Linked DNA regions of Homo sapiens: region 1 is linked to region 2. Evidence: read pairs that join two places in POLR2A ChIA-PET (ENCODE). Cell type or tissue: Caco-2. All regions are shown on one strand.

What was found. ChIA-PET counts read pairs that join two places held together with the same protein. Peaks named below come from ENCODE experiments on the same cell type or tissue, not always from the same donor. Only the 100,000 strongest peaks of a DNase experiment are listed, where the experiment ranks them.
Region 1: POLR2A ChIA-PET joins it to region 2 with 7 read pairs; 2 of 35 experiments call an interaction of 5 or more read pairs at or near these places.

The regions. Positions count from the first base shown.
Region 1 is chr7:157,023,949-157,026,448 of GRCh38, forward strand. No RefSeq gene overlaps it. Among named protein-coding and RNA genes, the nearest start is that of MNX1-AS1, 14 kb to the left of the region's middle. In Caco-2, no CTCF peak of the experiment used is centred here; no DNase peak of the experiment used is centred here.
Region 2 is chr7:156,922,423-156,924,922 of GRCh38, forward strand. No RefSeq gene overlaps it. Among named protein-coding and RNA genes, the nearest start is that of NOM1, 26 kb to the right of the region's middle. In Caco-2, no CTCF peak of the experiment used is centred here; a DNase peak (open chromatin) is centred at 956.

The DNA of each region.
Region 1 (2,500 bases), 100 kb after region 2:
ATACAATGTGATGATTTGACATACATATATATTATGAATGATTATCACAATCAAGTTAGTTAATCTCATATAGTTACCTTTTTCTTTTTTTCTGGTGAGAACATTTAAATATCTCAGTAAATTTCAAGTATACAATACAGTATTAACTACAGTCTCCAGAGCTTATTCATCTTAGAACTAAAAGTTTGCGCCCTCTAATATCTTCCCATTCCCCTCCCGCTCCCCCTGCTCCTCCCTCTCCTGGCAGCTATCATTCTACTCTTTTTTTTTCTTTTTGAGATGGAGTCTCTCTCATCTCCCAGGCTGGAGTGCAGTGGCATGATCTTAGCTCACTGCAACCTCCACCTCCCAGGTTCAAGCGACTCTCCTGCCTCAGCCTCCCAAGTAGGTGGGATCACAGGCATGAACCACCATGCCTAGCTAATTTTTGTATTTTTAGTAGTGACAGGGTTTTGCCATGTTGGCCAGTCTGGTCTTGAACACCTGACCTCAGATAATCCACCCGCCTTGGCCTCCCAAAGTTCTGGGATTACAGGCGTGAGCCACCGCCCCTGGCCTATCATTCTACTCTTTGCTTCTATGAATTTGACTTTTTTAGATTCCACATTTAAGGGAGACCAGTCTGGGCAATATAGTGAGACCTTGTCTCTATTAAAAATAAAAAATTAGCCAGGCATGGTGGTACATGCCTGTAATTCCAACTACTTGGGAGGCTGAGGTGGGAGGATCACCTCAGCCCGGGAGTCTGAGGGTGAAGTGAGCTATGATCACACCACTGCACTCCAGTCTGGGTTACAGAGCAAGACCGTGTCTCAAAAAACAAACAAAAACAAGTATTTGTTCATGATCATGCAGTGTTTTGTCTTTTTCTGTCTGACTTACTTCACTTAGCATAAGGCCCTCAAGGTTCATCCATGCCATCACAAATGGCAGGATGTCATCCTTTTTTATGGCTGAATAATATTCCTGTGTGTGTGTGTGTGTGTGTGTGTATCACATTTTCTTTCCATGCATTTGTTGGTAGACAGATTATTGCATGATGTGGCTATTGCAAATAATGCTGTAATAACGATGGGAGTGCAGATGTCTCTTTGAGATATTGACTTTGTTTCTTTTGGGCACAAACCCAGAAGCGGGATGGCTGGGTCATATGGTAGTTCTCATTCTGAATTTTTTGAGGACACTCCAAGCTGTTTCCCGTAATGGCTGCACTAATTCCTATTCCCACCAGCTGCGTAGGGGATTCCTCTTTCTCTCCACCCTCACCAGCACTTACCTATTGTCTTCTTGATAACAGCCATGCTAACAGGTGTAAAGTGCTGCTTGTGATTTTGATGTGCATTTCTCTGATGGTTAGTGGCATTGAGCACCTTTTTGTGTACATGTTGGTCATTTGTATGTCTCCTTTGGAAAAATATGTATTCAGGCCCTTTATCCGTGTTAACGTCAGATTATTACTTTTTTTTTCCTATTGAGATGTATGAGCTACTGATATATTTTGGATATCAACCTTTTATCAGATATGTGGTTTGCAAATGCTTCCTCCCATTCCATAGGTTGTCTTTCCATTTTGTTGACTGCTTTCTTTGCTGTGCAAAAGCTTTCTGATGTGATGAAATTGCCCTACTTCATTTTTGCTTTTGTTTCCTGTGCTTTTGGTGTCAAATCCAAAAATCATTGCCAAGATCAATATCAATGAGATTTCTCCCGTGTTTTCTTCTAGGAGTTTTGCCATTTCAGGTCTTACATTTAAGCCTTTGATCCATTTCGAGTTAATGTTTGTGAGTGGTGTAAGATAAGGGTCAAGGTTTATTCTTATGCTTGTGTGTATCTATTCTCCAACACCGTTTATTGAAGAGATAATACTTTCCCCATTGTCTATTCTTGGCATCCTTGTCAAATATTAGTTAACCTGAGCCAGGCATGGTGTTACGTGCTGTAATCCCAGCTACTTGGTGGACTGAGATGGGAGGATCACTTGAGCCTAGGGGTTCAAGATCAGACTAGGCGCTTTAGTGAGACCCCATCTCTATAGGAAATAAAGTAGAAAAAATATCAGTTAACCGTATATGTGTGGGTTTACTTCTAGGCCCTAGATTTTGTTCCATTGGTCTATGTGTCTGTTTTTATGCCAGAACCATGCTCATTTTTATCACATAGGTTTACAATGGAGTTTGAAATCAGGAAATGGAATGCCTCCTGCTCTGTTCTTCTTTCTCAAGACTGTTTTGGCTATTTGGGGTCTTTTGTGGTTCCATATGAATTTTGGGATTGTTTTTTCTACTTATACAAAAAATGTCATTGGGATTTTGACAGGGATTGCATCGAATTTGTAGATTGCTTTGGGTAGTACCGACATTTTAACAATATTAAGTCTTCTGATTCACGAACAGGGGATGCCTTTCCACTTATTTGTAGCCTTCTTTGATTTCTTTCTTCAGTGTCTTATAGGTTTTATTACACAGATCTTTCGCCTCCTTGGTTAAATTTACATGGAAGT
Region 2 (2,500 bases):
TCTATATTTAGTAGAGACAGGATTGCGCCATGTTGGCCAGGCTGGTCTTGAACTCCTGACCTCAGGTGATCCGCCTGCCTTGGCCTCCTGAAGTGCTGGGATTACAGGCATGAGCCACCGTGCCCGGCCATGACTTTTCAGATGTTATCTAATAAGCCACTATTCTAAGGGGCAGGCACACATCCACATTCGAGTGCCGCCTCTGTTGTCTGCTCTTTAACCATGTGCTGCCATCTAAAGAATGAATGGATTCTGCTAAATTGGCACCAAGAAGTGAAGATACTGCAGAAAGTGGGAGACTAGAAAAACAGGCCAGGGTCACTAACCAGAAATGGAGACCAGAGCAGCAGCCCTCCAAATGGCAGTGTGCTTAATCAACGCATAAATGCTCTAGATGAACATTCCATGACAAAGTAACATTTAACAGCAGGAGAAAGGAGATAGAAGAAAGGGTTAACAGGCCAGGCGTGGTGGCTCACACCTGTAATCCCAGCACTTTGGGAGGCCGGGGCAGGTGGATCACCTGAGGTCAGGAGTTCGAGACCAGCCTGGCCAACATGGTGAAACCCCGTCTTTACTAAAAATACAAAAATTAGCCAGGCATAGTGGTGGGTGCCTGTAATCCCAGCTACTCGGGAGGCTGAGGCAGAGAATCACTTGAACCCGGGAGGCAGAGGTTGCTGTGAGCCAAGATCACACCACTGCATTTCAGCCTGGGCAACAGAACGAGACTCCATCTCAAAAAAAAAAAAAAAAAAAAAAATGTGGAGGTTCACAAACCAGCCCAGAAACAGTAATGAAGACAGAAAGAATCTCCTGGTCTGGTCTGCGTCAGGCAGCTGTGGTCTTGCACGGAAGTCTTTAATGTGGCAGAGCCTGGTCTGGTCTGCGTCAGGCAGCTGTGGTCTTGCACGGAAGTCTTTAATGTGGCAGAGCCTTTGGGGCCGACGCCAGGTGATCATGAGTGACAGCAAGACCGGGTCTGTCGAGATGGCTGTGTCTAGCTGGTTACGTCACGCTCGTTCATGGCCACGGAGCCCACTGGCAAGGATGCTAGTGGAAGAGTGTGCTTGGTTACATCCTTATCTGGTTGGATGCAGACTTTATCGATCAGGCACAATATCTGGTCCCTGTTGGCAAAGTGCCTTTTGAAATGTAAGATGGAGTCTTTTTCTAAGATGGAGTCACTTATGTCAAGGCGCTCTACACATGGGGACAATTTCAATGGAGAAGATTGAGAAACAAAAATAGGGCCGGGCACGGTGGCTCACACCTGTAATCCCAGCACTTTGGGAGGCCAAGGCGGGTGGATCACCCAAGGTCAGGAGTTCAAGACCAGCCTGACCAACATGGTGAAACCCCGTCTCTACTAAAAATACAAAAATTAGCTGGGCGTTGTGGCAGGCACCTATAATCCCAGCTACTTGGGAGTCTGAGGCAGGAGAATTGCTTGAACCCAGGAGGTAGAGGTTGCAGTGAGCTGAGATCGTGCCACTGCACTCCAGGCTGGGTGACAGAGCGAGACTCCGACTCAAAAAAAAAAAAAAAAAAAAGCCCCCAGCTGACTGAACAGACCTTGTGTTGGCGAAGGGGAGAAGACTTGGACGCCATGACGGGTTGGGAATTGGTCCCTCTCCCTCACTTCCCGGCCTTAGGCTCTCTTCACTAAGGGCTGAAAGAAACGGATCCTTTCAAAAGGCTCCTCCCCAACTTCGTGGGTTGATTACTGATCTGCCCAGGTACAGAACAAAGACAAGATGAGATCAATTGTTCCTTCACCCCTCCCTGGGCCCTTCCTTTTCTTCAAATGTTTGCCTTATGTTGCGTGAAATGTAGATTTACTTGGCACTAACTACAGTCTCCCAAGTATATAATCATTTGTCTCATTGCCACCCCCCACCTTTTAAGGAAACTATAGAAATACTCCTGAGAACCTCTTTGGAAGAAACAGCCACAGATGTGTCTGTGGTGGGTATTCTTCCTGGGAGTGCCCTCAGCTGGCTCAGTAACCCCGATGATCTGAGACTTATGCCTCAGTCGCTCATTTTGGTTGTCAGGATGAAAACAGCTCTAGAGACCAATGGTGGTGATGATTGCTCAGCAGTAAGAATGGATTTGATGTCACTGAACTATACACTTGAAATGGTTAAAATGGTAAATTTCATATTATGTACATTACCACAATAAAAAAAAAGTCACGACAACATATATCTGTAGCATACTGAACTATTTCTGGGAAAAAATTCTGTGTCAGAGATTTCACTCCAAAATAATCCAACAGGAAAGGGAAAGATGGAGGGATGGGTGGGGTGCGGATGAAGCTGGATGGATTGAACATTGGTTAAGCTGAGTGGTGGGTATGTGGGGGCTAATTACATGATTCTCTCTACTTTTGTATGTTGTAACATTTTCATAATAAAAAGTTAAGCAATAAAATGAGTTGGCCGGGCACGGTGGCTCACGCCTGTAATCCCAGCACTTTGGGAGGCTGAGGCGGGCG